Regions from separate parts of the Homo sapiens genome. Here region 1 is linked to region 2. Evidence: read pairs that join two places in POLR2A ChIA-PET (ENCODE). Cell type or tissue: A673. All regions are shown on one strand.

Evidence for each region. ChIA-PET counts read pairs that join two places held together with the same protein. Peaks named below come from ENCODE experiments on the same cell type or tissue, not always from the same donor. Only the 100,000 strongest peaks of a DNase experiment are listed, where the experiment ranks them.
Region 1: POLR2A ChIA-PET joins it to region 2 with 5 read pairs; 2 of 35 experiments call an interaction of 5 or more read pairs at or near these places.

Annotation. Positions count from the first base shown.
Region 1 is chrX:47,290,703-47,298,702 of GRCh38, reverse strand. No RefSeq gene overlaps it. Among named protein-coding and RNA genes, the nearest start is that of USP11, 62 kb to the right of the region's middle. In A673, no CTCF peak of the experiment used is centred here; no DNase peak of the experiment used is centred here; H3K27me3 peaks cover 304 bases.
Region 2 is chrX:47,496,898-47,504,897 of GRCh38, reverse strand. LOC124905183 (a long non-coding RNA gene) reads left to right here. Exons shown (of 2, transcript XR_007068224.1): 2 at 7,718-7,962. Among named protein-coding and RNA genes, the nearest start is that of ZNF41, 18 kb to the right of the region's middle. In A673, a CTCF peak has its summit at 7,464; no DNase peak of the experiment used is centred here; H3K27ac peaks cover 666 bases.

The DNA.
Region 1 (8,000 bases), 210 kb after region 2:
CCAGCACTTTGGGAGGCCGAGGCAGGCAGATCACCTGAGGTCAGGAGTTCAAGACCAGCCTGGCCAACATGGTGAAACCCCGTCTCTACTAAAAAATACAAAAATTAGCCAGGCATGGTGGCGCACGCCTGTAATCCCAGCTACTCGGGAGGCTGAGGCAGGAGAATCGTTTGAACCTGGGAGGCAGAGGTTGCAGTGAGCAGAGATTGCGCCATTGCACTCCAGCCTGGGTGACAGAGTGAAACTCCTTCTCAAAAAAAAAAAAAAATTACAAAATATAAATGAAAGAAATCAGAGGAGATCCAAATAAATAGAGAGACATATCATGTTCATGGATTGGAAGACAACACGGTAAAAAGGAGTGGAGTGCAGTGGCTCATGCCTGTAATCCCAGCACTTTGGGAGGTCAAGGTGGGAGATGGCTTGAGGCCAGGAATTCAAGATCAGCCTGGGCAACATGGTGAAACCCTCTCTCTACCAAAAATACAAAAATTAGTCAGACGTGATGGTGTGCACCTATAGTCCCAACTAGTCAGGAGGCTGATGTAGGAGGATTGCTTGAGCCCAGGAGAAGATCAAGGCTGTAAGTGAGCTGTGATTGCACCACTGCACTCCAGCCTGGATGACGAAGCGAGACTCTGTCGCAAAAAAAATAAAGGCCAGAAAAAGCCAAACCTGCTGGGTTACATTCCCCGAGGGTTGGGCACTCTTGGTCACAAGATGTTCATGGTTGAGGGAACAAGGTAATAATGTTAACTAACTGAATAAAGACCCAGAACTTATGGAAATGTCCTAGTACTTTAAGAAGAAAAAGCATTCTTAGTTTAAGAATAGGTTTTGCTTTAGAGATAAGAGTAACATAGGAAAGTGACAACACTAATAGTCTGTCACAAGCTGATCAGAAACCTTTGCTGTAGAGTACACTATTATTTTTTATTATTTTATTTTTTTTATTTATTTTTGAAACAGGACCTTGCTCTGTCACCCAGGCTGGAGTGCAGTGGCACAATCTTGGCTCACTGCAACCTCAACCTCCCTGGCTCAGGCGATCCTCCCACCCCAGTCTCCCCAGTAGCTGGGACTACAGGTGTACATGCATCACCATGCGCAGCTCATTTTTTTGGTACTTTTTATAGAGACAGGGTCTTACTATGTTGCCCAGGCTGGTCTCAAACTCCTGAGCTCAAGTCATCCTTTCGCCTCGGACCCCCCAAAGTGTTGAGATTTCAGGTGTGAGTCACCACCCCCAGCCTAAAAAATCCTCATGACCTCAGGCCTGACGAAGTGTCATACATAACGCAAAATCATAATCTATAAAATGAAAATGTGATTAATTGAGCTTCATCAAAACCAAAAATTTTTGCCCTCAGAGAGACTCTTTGAAGAGAATGAAAAGACAAGCTACAGACTGGCAGAAAATATTTTGACAGTTTCTTATAAAACTAAACATGAAACTACCATATGACCCGATATTACATTCCTGGGCATCTAGCCCAGAAAAATGAACATTTACATTCACACAGAAACCTGTACAATGAATGGCTTTAGCAGCTTTATCCATAACAGCCAAAAACTGGAATTAGCCCAGATGTTGTTCAGTGAGTGAATGGTTAAATAAACAGTGGTACCTCCGTATGATAAATGCAACAGCTTAGTTGGATCTCAAAGGAATTATGCTGAGTGGAAAAAAAGCCAATCTCAAAGGTTTTATACTGTGTGATTCCATTTATGTACCATTCTTGAAATAACACAATTACAGAAATGGAGAAAAGATTAGTGGTTGTCAAGGAGACAGGGATGGGGAGAAGGGCCTATGAAAGGCTAGCAGCAGCTCTTTGTGCTGAGGGAATGATTCTGAATCTTGATGGTAGTGGTCGTTATATGAATCTACGCATGTGATTTGTGTAACGAATGATTTGTGTGTGTGTATGTATGTGGTGCAATTGCATAGCAGTACACACACACACACACACACACAAATGAGTGCTTATAAAACTGAAGAAATTTGAGTTAAATTGGTGGATTGTACCAGTATCAATTTCCTCCTTTTGATATTATACTATAGTTATCAAAAATTGCATAAATTATTCACAGAACCTCTGTACTTTTTTTTTCCAACTTCAACAGAATGTATCATTATTTCTAAATTAACAGTTAAAAAGGCAGTGAGTGGTGGCTCCCACTTGTAATCCCAGCACTTTGGGAGACTGAGGCAGGAGGATCACTTGAGCTCAGGAGTTTGAGACCACCCTGGGCAACATAGGGAGACCTAATCTGTACAAAAAAAAAAAAAAAAAAAAAGGCCAGGCGCGGTGGCTCACGCCTGTAATCCCAGCACTTTGGGAGGCTGAGGTGGGCAGATCACGAGGTCAGGAGATGGAGACCATCCTGGCTAACACGGTGAAACCCCGTCTCTACTAAAAATACAAAAAATTAACCAGGCGTGGTGGTGGGCACCTGTAGTCCCAGCTACTCGGGAGGCTGAGGCAGGAGAATGGCATGAACCCAGGAGGCAGAGCTTGCAGTGAGCCGAGATTGTGCCACTGCACTCCAGCCTGGGCAACACAGCAATACTCCATCTAAAAAAAAAAAAAAGAAAGAAAGAAAAGAAAAGAAAAATTAATTAGCTGGACGTGGTGGCACATACCTGTGGTCCCAGCTACTCAGGAGGCTGAGGAGGCAGGATCACTTGAATCCTGGAGGTCAAGGCTGCAGTGAGCCATGATTGTGCCACTGCACTCCAGCCTAAGCAACAGAGCAAGACCCTGTCTCAAAAAAAAAAAAAAAAAAGATAACTGGATCACCAAGGTTTAGCTCCTAGTAAAGTATATATCTAAAACAGGCAATATAGTCTCTAAATGTGGCAATTGTCCAAAAAGCATTTCCCATTTGGATAAAATGTTTAATTATGCAGTCAAAGGGAAGAGGAAGAGGCCCAGACTGGCCGTAAGAGACCCAAACCACACAAGGAATTCTTTCCACTCTACCTTTGTCTCTTCCATGCCCACCTCATGGAAACTGGGTTCTGGATTTTGCGAGTGGCCTAGGAGAGGTGTAGAGCTGGAACCATTTTTGTCTCTCTTGGGCTCTTGCTTACAGTTCTCTCCTGGCCTGACCTGTCATCTCAGAATGCTTTGGTAACCTTGTCCTAGACTTCAAATCAAAAAAAATGCTGCTGTGGAGGTGGCTACAAACCTATTAGCAAAATCCAGTGCACTCTGAGGAGGCCATAGCAGTGGGGCCCTGCTGACTCTAAGGGCTGTCTAAGTCTGTTTGGGCTACTGTAACCAACTGCCACAAAGTAGGTGGCTTGTAAACAACAGAAATGCATTTCTCATGGTTCTGGAGGCTGGGAAGTCCAAGACCAAGGCATCAGCAGATTCAGTGTCTGGTGAGGACCTGCTTTCTTGTTCACAGATGGCACCTTCTCACTGTGTCCACATATGATGGAAGGGGCCAACAAGCTTCCTTGGGCCTGTTTCATAAGGGCACTAGTCCCTAATCACTCAATCACCTTCTAAAAGGCCACACTTCCTAATTCCATTACCTTGTGATTAGGATTTCAACAGATGAATTTTTGGGGGTCAGGAGGATGCAAATATTAAGGTCATAGTGATAGCCTCATTGTCCTCTTCAGAAGCACTCCAGCCTGCTTTGCAGCTGTTTACTTTTTAATTTTTAATTTTTATTTTTATTTCTATTTGAGATGGAGTCTCACTCTGTTGCCCAGGCTGGAGTGCAGTGGTGCAATCTTGCCTCACTGTAACCTCTGCCTCCTGGGCTCAAGCAATTCTCCTGCCTCAGCCTCCTGAGTAGCTAGGATTACAGGCATGCGCCACCACACCCAGCTAATTTTTGTGTTTTTAGTGGAGACAGGGTTTCTCCATGTTGGCTGGGCTGGTCTTGAACTCCTGACCTCAAGTGATCTGCCCACCTTGGCCTCCCAAAGTGCTGGGATTATAGGCGTGAGCCACTGCGCCCGGCCTGCAGCTATTTAATTCTGCTCAAAGAGTTTGTTTCCCATAACGGACACACAATTCATTTATTCCTGTTTTAATAAATGATTCTGGCCAGGTATGGTGGCTCATGCCTGCAATCACAGCACTTTGGGAGGCCAAGGCAGGAGGATCACTTGAGCCCAGGAGTTCAAGACCAGCCTGGACAACATAGGGAGAAGCCATCTCTTAAAAAAATAATAGTAATAAATAGGAACAGCAAACCTAATACTACATGTTCTCACTTATAAGTGGGAGCTAAATGATGAGAACTCATGTACACAAAGAAGGGAGCAATAGACACTGAGGCCTACTTAAGGGTGGAGGGTGGGAGGAGAGCGAAGATCAGAAAAAGTAACTATTAAGTACTAGGCCTCTGGGTGATGAACTAATCTGTACACCAAACCCCCATGACATGAGTTTACCTATATAAGAAACCTGCACTTGTACCCCTGAGCATAAAATAAAAGTTAATAATAATATTAATAATAACAAAACTAGCTGGGCATGCCTGTAGTCTCAGCTATTTGGGAGGCTAAGGTGGGAAGACTGCTTAAGCCCAGGGGGTCGAGGCTGATAGAGCAGGAGCACCATCATCTCAGACAAACACTGCCACTTTAAATTCCAGCTGCCTTTCCAGCTTCATGCATTTCAAGGAAATCACTTCTCTTCTAACTACAAGCAGCCAGAAAAGAATAGACAGTAAAACACAGATAAGACAGCTCAGGCACAGAGGAAGGCAGGGAGAAAGTCTCTTGGGTAACTGTCAAACTTCACCCCCATACAATGGGGCCCCAGTAAAACAGTGGGCCTTAATAAGCACATTCCTTTCCCTTCAGGTGCACTAAGATAGGGAAGCTAAAGGCAGACTCGGGAGGGGGGGTATGCCTGCAGCTGCAGGAAGATGTATGTGAACAGACACAAAACTCTCCCTCCCAGATAAGCACAACAAAGAGACACAGAAGCAGTCCAAGCCTCTGATAAACTCTCCCGCCCTGAACCCTTAAAGTAAGAGAGTGCAGCTTCTGAACTAACTCTGCCAGAAGTCCCTCCCAGGTTTAAAATAAACCTGTTGACTGTCAAGCTACCCTCCGTGTTTCTCTCCTCTTTCTTTAATTCTTACATTTGATGCTGAAACCCGGGACGGGTGTTGGGAGGAAAGACTCTCTTGCAACCCAGGAACCAATGGGCAATGGCAGCGCATCCTGAGTTAACTTCCAGATCCTGAGGGTCTCTGGCCACCCGCCCAGTCTTTTCTTTCACTTCAATTTTCGAGCGATTTGCATGAGGAGGACAACTGACCTGAAGGGGACTGCAAGGCTCAGGCTGGGACTACTCCCTGGTGAGCTTTCAAAACACTCAGGTCTCAGGAATTCACCTCTGACCGCCTGTAACAGGTATTTCGCTCCCTAACCCTTGCTCCTTCTTCCTCCTTCTTCTCTCTCTCTCTTTCTCTCTCTCTTCCTTGTGTGCCTTCAGTCTGGGAGGCCCTTTGCTGATTCCAACTGGAACATCTAACATGGGACACTAATTCAGCTGACTGGTAAGGTCTTCCTTCTCCTGGCTTTCTCCCAGTACCTGCCATCCAGGTCCCCAGAGGACCAACAGGACTAAGCTAGAGGAAATCTTAGGGATGCCCAGTTTCTTCTTAGCTTAACCATCCTCTTTTGGAAAGAAGATTCTGGGTCTCTGTCTTTTGTCTGGGGACGCCTAGAACAAAACAGACACCCTCAGCTTCCTCTTACCAGTCCACATGGGTGCCAAACAATCCCACATTCCTACGTCCTCCCCACTGGGCTGTCTCCTTCACAACCTCACCAAACTTGGCTTACGGGGGACCCTAAAGCCAAAACATTTAATTTTCCACTGCAACATGGCTTGGCCCCAATACAGATTAGATAACAACAGACGATGGCCCAAAAATGCTACCTTTAACTTTCAAATTCTCAGGGACCTTGACAACTTTATAACCAGTAATGGCAAATGGCAAACGATTCTCTATATTCAGGCTTTTTTCTACCTTAGATCCCGACCCTCCCTATGTCAAGCTTGCATCCCTCATGAAATCCTTCTTCTTAATGAAAACTCTCCCCAGGTCTCTCCTTCCCCTGGAACCCCTTCCTCTGAAACTCTTTTTGACCCTGCAAATGAACCCCCTCCATGTTCTCAACCCCCTGCACCCGCTCCTCGCCTGTCCGAACCCTCCGCCCCAGCAGCCCCTAACCCTGCCCCTCCTCCTTCTCCACCTGTAACCCGTTCAAAAACTACTCCAGCCAGTCAAACCACCTCTGCCATTCTCCCTCTCCGGGAAGTGGCTGGAGTTAAAGGCATTACTTGCGTTCATGTTCTTTTCTCCATGTCTAATCTGTCGCAAATTGAACAGCATCTGGGATCTTTCTCTGAAAATCCGTCTCGTTATCACAGGAAATTCCTGCACATAACTCAATCCTTTAATTTAACTTGGCATGACTTTTATATAATTCTAACCTCCACCCTCACTCCTGATGAAAAAGAGCTCATCTAGCATTCAGCTGAAGTCCACACAGATGAACTCTATAATCAAGCCCCTATACAAAATCCAGTGGCTAATGATGCAGTCCCCCGTAGAGACTCAGATTGGACTTACCAACAGGGAGACAATGGCATCAGATGAAGAGACCACATGATTAGCTGTCTCCTTGTGGGTATGGACAAAAATGCCCATAAGGCAGTTAATTATGAGAAACTTAGAGAAATTACACAAGAGCCCCAAGAAAATCCTGCCCTTATCACACCTCACTGAAGCTATGCTAAAATATGCCAATTTGGACCCAGAATCTAGAGAAGGTCAAACTTTTCTCCACCTCCAATTTGTTTCCCAATCTGCCCCAGATATCTGGAAAAAATTACAAAACTTAGAGGAGGGTCCCCAGACATCCCGGCAGGACCTCCTAAATGTAGCCTTCTGTGTCTTTAACAACAGAGATGAGGAACAAAAAATTCAAAAAGACAAACATCTCTCATTAAAAAGCCAGATGCTTGCCTCTGCTATCCAAAACCCAGTTACACAAAAGCCTCCCAATGACCCAAAAGAAAACTACCCGACCCCTCTGGGAGTCTGTTTCCGACGTGGCAACTCTGGACACTGGGCAAAGGCTTGTCCTAACCACTGGTCCCCCACCAGACCGTGTCCAACTTGTGGTCTTTGGGGACACTGGAAAGTGGACTGCCCCCAACAGGGACACCCTCCCCGTTTGGGTGCGGCTCATAATAAAGCCCCCTGACCATCACAGGAGGAAATCTCTTCACTGCTGGCGCTGACAACGGAAGACTGAGGGTGACCGGGATCCTTCACCCCCATGCCTAGTGAGTCCACAGAACCCAGGGTAATTGGGATGGTGTCCGGTAAGATTATTTCCTTTCTTTTGGATACCGGGGTGAGTCTTTCGGTGTTAACTGAATATCAAGGCCCATTAAAACACTCATCCATTTCTGTTGTTGGCATGAAGGGCACACAAAAAAACCCACACAAAACACCACCTCTATACTGCTCATTTCAGGGTGTCACCTTCACTCACTCTTTCTTGGTCATCCCTCATTTTCTCACTCCTTTACTAGGAAGGGACATCCTACACAAATTAGGGGGAATCATCCATTTGTCAGCCTTACACCAAAGCCACCCTTATTTATTATTATGTCAAGAACAGAACCCCTCCTCAGACACTCAACATCAAATAGACTTAAACCCCAAATTCCTTAGCCATGTAAATCCCATGGTATGAAACACTAACTCCCTCATAATTGCTACCCACCATTCTCCAATTCAAATTTCACTGAAGGATCCTAAGTGCCATATAGTGGTCCCACAATACCCCCTCAACTCTAATGGATTGCGGGAACTCAAACCCATCATCTCCTGACTTTTGACTGCCAATATTTTAATCCCCACCCATTCTCCCCACAATACCTCTGATTCTCCCAATTAAAACACCAGATGGCTCCTATAGACTGGTTCAGGATTTGCAA
Region 2 (8,000 bases):
AAAAGGATATGTGACAGAATCGTCAAGGTAAAAAGACACAGGCAGAATGTGAAGGATGCTGTACACAGGCCTCCTCATGCTGTCTCCCCCTCGCAGGAGGCTTGCACAGAGCTGTCCTTCTAGCAACAAAAATCCAGGAACACATGTATAATGCTTCTCCCCAGGGAAGCCCATTAGAGGTTTGGTGCCCAAAGGTTTCACTGGGGGCTGGTCACTAGGCACCCTCTACCTAGTGCTTACCAAAATTCCAGGCTCCCAGAATGAAAGCCGGTGATCAGCAGAAACCACTGTTTGCACAAACAGGTTGGGAAGAGTAAGCCATCCTTATCAGTTAAGGAATTCTGGGAATACTCCCGAAATCCAAGTTCCTAATTGCCAGCCAAGGGCCAAGCTTGTAAGCAGGACTTTCAAAGGACAATAGTTACAGGACTGCTATGTTAACCCCCTTCTGCTTAGTCCACCCCTTGGTCCTGGCATCTTCACAGCAAAATTATCAGTAGGACCCCATGCAGCCAGGTGAGACCACCCTGCAGATTTAACCTCACTTATACCCTCCAGGGGTCCTGGATTTAGCCAGTTAAAACAAATTCCAGGTGGGGCACAGTGGCTCACACCTGTAATCCCAGCACTCTGGGAGGCCAAGGCAGCAGGATTGCTTGAACCCAGGGGTTGGAGGGCAGCCTGGCCAACATAGTGAGACCCCCTGTGATGGTTAATACTGAGTTGTCAACTTGATTGGATTGAGGGATACAAAATATTAATCCTGGGTGTGTCTGTGTGGGTGTTGCCCAAAACAGATTAACATTTGAGTCAGTGGGCTGGAAAAGGCAGATCCACCCTTAATCTGGTGGGCACAATCTAATCAGCTTCCATCGAATATGAAGCGGGCAGAAAAATGAGAAAAGAACAACATGGGCCTAGCCTCCTAGCCTCCATCTTTCTCCTGTGCTGGATGCTTCCTTCCCTTGAACATCGGACTCTAAGTTCTTCAGTTTTGGGATTGAGACTGGCTTTCCTTGTTCCTCAGCTTGCAGACAGCCTATATATATACACATATATCCTATTAGTTATGTCCCTCTAAGGGAACCCTAATACACCCCCCATCTCTACAAAAAAAAATTTTTTTTTAATTCAGCTGGGCATGGTGGCATGCGCCTGTAGTCCCAGCTACTTGGGAGGCTGAGGTGGGAGGATCACTTGAGCCCAGGAGTTTGAGGCTGCAGTGAGCTGATCACACCACTACACTAAAGCCTGGGCAACAGAGTGAGACACTGTCTCAAAATACACACACACACACACACACACACACACACACACACACACAAAGAAAAAAAAATCCATTAACCAGAAAAGTTCATCTTTGAAAGTCAGGGGGCTTCTTCCTTAAATTTCTGTATTATCCCCTTTTTGCCCAGCCTGCCACATCAATTCAGGCTCAGCACCACTCTGGCCAGTAAACTGAAGCTGATGTCAATGTCTTCCAGGCTGAGGCAGTGTCAGGACAGTTAGGGTGCACATGCAAGTACAATCCCAGAGGGAACACGTGATAGCCCTGGAAACCAAGAGTTTACAATTGTTCAGGTACCCCGAGCAGGGCATACATTAGTCAGACAGGGCAGGTTAACAGGGTTCCCAGTGTGGCCTCCCACGGGGAAAACTCCCACCGAGTCTAATCCAAATAATTCAGTTTGGTCCTTGGTTTCAGCGGGACTGCCCAGAGGTAGTCAGGTTCCCTCAGTTTTGCTTATCCGTGACATCAGTTCATCCCTCTCATGTGTGTGGATGGCATCTGCAGGTGTTCTGCCGGCAAATCACAGGAGCAGGTGCCACCCCTGCTGTGTCATAGTCAGTGCTGTCAGGGGTGATCAGAGGCTCAGCAGCCAATTTACATTCAAAGCACTCACAGCAGCTTGGAAATGAAACATGGGGCATTCTTCTACAGAAAGAGGGGAAAGCTGCCAGGAGCAGTTCTGAAAAAACAAAGATCATTAATACACTCTCTACACCCCGGCACCTCCATAGGCTTTTCTTTTTTCTCCATTGTTACAAAATCAGTGAGTCTCATTCAGTAAGACTTCATGACTTACTGAAGAAATATGACTTCATATTTCCCAATCATTTTACTCTCATCCAGACCATTTGTCTGGAAGGGTTATATGCTAGAAGGAAAGAAACATTTTTCCAGGAAAATATTTTTATGCAATTTAACCAGAAAGACATATCATGTCCAGAAATAGGTCAGGAAGAATCCGGAACTTTCCAATTTTTTCAAAATGGGTTTCCATTAACTTCCCATTCCTTTCCTCCTCATCATTTACCCAGTGAGCAGCCTAGGGAAAAAAAAATCAATCTCTTGCTGGGGACAGCTGCACTGAATAATCAAACTGTTTCACTAAGATGTGTGCACTAGGAGAAAGGTGAGGGTAGTAGGCTGGGCTCAGTGGCTCACGCCTGTAATTCCAGCACTTTGGGAGGCCAAGGTGGGCGGACTGCTTGAGCTCAGGAGTTCGAGACCAGCCTGGGAAACATGGCGAAACCCCATCTCTTAAAAAAAAAATTATCTGGGTGGCAGGAGCCTGTAGTCCCAGCTACTTGGGAGGCTGAGGTAGGAGGATCACCTGAGCCCGGGAGATCAAGGCTGCAGTGAGCCATGATCGTGCCACTGCACTCCATCCTGGGTGACAGAGTGAGACCCTGTCTAAAAAAAAAAAAAAAAAAGAAAAAAAGAAAGAAAGAAAGAAAGAAAGAAAGAAAGAAAGAAAGAAAGAAAGAAAAGAAAGGTGAGGGAAATAGAGTCAGGCTATCAGTCCATTGGCACAAACTGCATCTAATCCTGAAAGCTGAATGATGCAACAAGTCAACAGCAATGAGACATCTCAAAGAGGGGCACCAGTCCAATCTGTGTGAAGTAGGTGAAGGGGTCACATTCTCTGTTATGTGTCCGTCCCCAACCTGAAGCTTTCAAGAGAAATCACAAGTTAAGAATGCAATTAGTCTCTGTATCAGAAATCTAGAGCCATTCAGCCACCCAATTTTAGATGGTTTCATGAGACCACACCCTTTCCTGTTGGCATTTTTATGTGACCCAGACAATCCGGTCAGCATCTGTATTTTCGTCATTTATAGCCCCACAGAGGCTGTCTTAAATGGGCAACAATTCAGAATCTGAGTCCTGTTCTTTGAGATGAGCCTTCAGTTCCGCACAGCTCACCGCAAGGCCGAAACAGCTGCAGAAGACAGCATCAAGTTTCAGCTCAGAGGCAGGCACAGGCAATTAGGATCTGTGAATCTGGGATTTTTAAAAAGCCCCTGGCTTTCCTTCAGTAGCAGCAAAGCTGATACAAGGAAGAGCCAGACAGCTGTATACCAAGCCCAAGTGACAAACAAGACTTTTCTAAAAGTCCTTTTTATCTTGTTCATTTTAGAGGCCAAATAGACCTACTCAAACATATGCACAGCAGGCTGAAAACCATTAGCCTCTATGGGTCAGGCAGTTCATGGCAGCAAGAGCACATTAGCAAACTAAAAGCTGTTTTTGAAAACTCCCAAAGCATGTTTCTACCCGGAGATTGCCTCTCTTTTTATGTTCTCTCCCTTTTTCCAGAGGCTCCAATGGGCAAAAATCAGTGGTTATGGAGACTTGTTCTGTTTCCAATCCTCAAAGAGTTTAAATTGCAATCCACCCACAGGCAGCAAAAAGCAAGGGAGCTCTGATTCCACAAACACTGTTTTTTTTTCTTTGCAGCTTTCCCTATTAGGATGATTTGTCTAATGTTGATGAAATAAAGCAGATAACATTTTACATTAAATTTTATCATACACCCAGATGCGACAGCCACAAAATACAAAGCCTTTGAATAAACATTCCCCTCTGTTTTCCCCAAACCCCTAGCTGTAAAATCAGCATGTTCCACAGTGAGCAGGTCTATACAAAACTACCCCCAAAGTCCCAGGAAGCTGAGAGGCCAAAGAAAGAGGCTGACATATCCAATTTCTTAGAAGGAAACATTTAATAGGGACTTGCAAACAGAAGCCATGTCTGCGTCTCAGGTAGCGGTAAGAGGAGAAAGTGGATCCCTGTGCCATCAACCCCAGACTCAGGGCTTATATACCATAGGGAAGGGGTGATTCAGAAGTGATGTGTAGAATTGAAGAACGATCACATTGAGGTTATTTAGACCTAAGGGCAGGATTTGTGGTAAGTATGTGCTCTTACACAAGGAAAGATAGCTAGACTGGAAATCTGAGAGGCCTTCCTGGCACTGGAGTTAATCTGAAGTCAACATCGTGGATTAGCATCCAAGATGGAGTTGCTTTAGTTTCCACACCGCATTTACAAGGTTAACATTACAGCTGCTGGAGATGAAGGTTGCAGTGTAAGGAGGGCTTTGAGTTGCAGAGGCAGCTACTAAGCTGTAGAAAAGGCTAGAGTGGTTTTCTTGTTTGGGGGGAATGTTTTTTACTCTTTCTCCACCTCTGGTTTATCTAAAGCCTTGCTCCAGCCCTGGGAACTGATTTAACTATTTTTCTTCCACTTGGAGGAGCGAGCAATGCAAACTTTGAACGTTCTTGATTCACCCAAAACCTGCCTTCAGAAATTTTCTGACCCTTCCCCCTCCCACCTAGGAGAGAGAGCAACTCCAATTAACTGTTATTGTCTTTTCGTTGGTTTTGTTTTGTTTTGTTTTGTTTTGTTTTGTTTTGTTTTGTTGAGACAGAATCTCGCTCTGTCGCCCAGGCTGGAGTGCAGTGGCATGATCTCAGCTCACTGCAACCTCCACCTCCTCGGTTCAAGCCATTATCCTGCCTCAGCCTCCTGAGTAGCTGAGACTGCAGGTGCATGCCACCACACCCGGCTAATTTTTGTATTTTTAGTAGAGACAGGATTTCACCATGGTGGCCAGGCTGTTCTCAAACTTGTGACCTCAAGCAATCTGCCCACCTTGGCCTCCCAAAGTGCTGGGATTACAGGCGTGAGCCACTGCACCTGGCCTGTCTTTAGTGCATAGGAAGCTCACTGGGGGGAATGTCTGGGCCCTTTTTCCTCCCAATTGGAGGAGAGAACAAAAACCAAAGTCATCCTTTGAGCTGCACTTCTTCCTATCTTTAGCCAGCATGGCCAAAAGCAGCCAGGAGATCCAGCAAGCCAACTGTCTATGACTGGATTTATCATTTTCAAATGCCACGGGTAACTTCTACCTCTCATAAGAGATAGCAAGCAGGTCAGCTGCTGTTTTACACCATAGGTAACTCCATAGTGACCCAGGCATGATTTACTCATCCATCTTCCCTCTTCTTCCCTCCCAGGAAGGCTCCCACATAGTGCACCCTCCCCCAGCATCAAAAATGCAGCAACAAGCGTGTCATGTTTCTGCCCAGAAAAGCCCATTAGAGACTCAGTGTCAAAGGTTTTTATTGGGAGTTAGGCACTAGGTGCCCTCTGCCTAGCACGCACTAATATTCCAGACTCCTAGAAGAGAGGCAGATGGCCAGCATAAACCAGATTGTCAGCACAACGTAGACACAGTGAGACACCCTTATCAGTTAGGGAAAAGTGGGAACCCTCCAGAAATCCAAGTTCCCAGACACCAGCCAAGGGCAAACCTTGAGAACAAGCTTTTCTCAGCATAACAGTCTCAGGCCTGCTCTGTTAATCCCTTTCTAGGCACCCACGTTAACCAGTCTCTGAATAACAATACTGAAATGCCCTTGCAAAAATTATAACTGAAAAAAATATGACAGTGAAAGAGATCTGAGCTAACCGACCCCATCTTGCCCTTAACCTCCAAACTGCCCTTGTTCATTCCCGGGCATAGGCCAAGCTAACTATAGGAAAAATTTAGTGTATATATATATTAATTTTTTTTTTTTTTTGAGACAGGGTCTCACTCTGTCACCCAGGCTGGAGTGCAATGGTACAATCTTGGCTCACTGCAACCTCTGCCTCCCGGGTTCAAGCAATTCTCCTGCCTCAGCTTCCTGAGTGGTTGGGATTACAGGCGTGTGCCAACATGCCTGTCTAATTTTTTAATTTTTTGGTAGAGACGGGGTTTCATCATGTTGGCCAGGCTGGTCTCAAACCCCTGACCTCAAGTGATCCACCCACCTCGACCCCTAAAGTGCTGGGATTACAGACATGAGCCACTGTGCCCAGCCTTAGTTTATAGTTCAACTTTGAAACAAAGATGGTAACAGCCCTTTCCCAAAACAAACCCCCTTTTTGCCTGGGGACCAAACAGCCTTTGTAAAACCAACAAATTAGCCACAAGAGTAGAAATTCTGGTTTAGAAGTCATGTGGCCGGAGGTCACAAAATTCCTAACCTCCACAATTGCTCCTTTTGATAACATCACTATTGTAAAACCTAAGATTGGTGCTTGAGATATTTTTCAGACCTGCATTCTTTTCTTTTTTTTTTTTTAATTCCTTTTTTCGAGACAGGCTCTCACTCTGTCACCCAGGCTGGAATGCAGTGGTGCAATCTCGGCTCACTGCAACCTCGGCTCACTGCAACCTCCGCTTCCTGGGTTCAAGGAGTTCTTATGCCTCAGCCTCCCGAGTAGCTGGGACTACAGGTGTGTACCACCTTGCCCGGCTATTTTTTGTATTTTTAGCAGAGATGGTGTTTTGCTATGTGCCAGGATGGTCTCAAACTTTTGGCCTCAAGTGATCTGCCCGCCTTGGCCTCCCGAAGTGCTGGGATTACAGGCATGCGCCACCACGGCCGGCCCCATTGTTTCATATATTTTATCATTTTTGTAGTTGTTTCAAGTGGAAGAGTAAATCTGGTTCCTGTAACTCTATCTTGGCCAGAAGGAAAAGGAAGTCTGATGTGCTCTTTCAATATGTAGTTTCAATTCTTTTTTAATTCCAGGAAGTTTTCTTGAATTATAGTTTTTAGTATTTGTTTTCATCCTTTTGCCCTTGTTTTCTTCAAGGACTCCTAGGGTATATGAATTGGATCTTCTTTTTATAACTTTGATATTTGCCATTTGTCCTCAAATACTATTCTTTTGCTTTTTAAAAAATATGTTCATCCTTTCCACCTTCTATTTCTTTTAAGCCATCATGTGTTATGTTTATTTGCTCTGTGTTCCTTGCAGTTTAATTTTCTATTCTGAAAGATTTTTTCTTTTATTTCCAAATATTTTCTGAGATCTATCATAAATTGAGTTTTTCTAGTTCTTATTTATGTTATTCTTTCATTGTCTTGCATCATTTTCTTAATGTTGTTTAGCTTGTTCAAAATAGTTGGCTATAATTTTGATCCATTCTGTGAGCATGTGTTTTCGGCATTCTTTCATTGTGTCCAAGAATGGTATTCTACCCCTTATTTTTTTATTCTTACAGCAATATTGTATGGGATTTGTCCTCTGTATATTCTTCTTTATATCAAATTAGTTTTCCTGAACTTTCAGAAGGAGGTGGGGGTTCAGGGTAGCTTTTCAAATGTCAGAGCTCCCTCTTCTGTTGTTTTTGCATAGTGCTAAAAATTATGGAAGCTTGTTTCTGAGATTCTTGGCTCTGTTTCCCCACTTTTATTTAGACAGTCTCTTCCCTTATTGAGGTAGGCCGAATAATGACTCCCCAAGAGAAATCTCTGGAACCTGTGTATGTTACCATATGATAAAAGGACTTTTGGGGTGTGATTAAGTTGAAGATTTTGAGATGGAGAGATTATTCTAGATTATTAACATAGGCCCTAAATGCAATCACAGGTGTCGTTATAAGAGGGAGGCAGAGGAAGATGACACAAATAGGAGAAGAAAATATGAATACAGAGGCATAGATTCGAGTGCTGTGGTCACAAGCCAAGGAATGCCAGCGGCCACCAGCAGCTGGAAGAGCCAAGGAATGAAGAGAGTACGGCCTTGCCAACACCTTGATCTTGGCCCAGCCATACTGATTTTAGATTTCTGGCCTCTAGAATTGTGAACAAATAAATTTCTGTTGTTTTAAGTCACCAAGTTTGTGGTAATTTGTTACACTAGCAATAGGAAA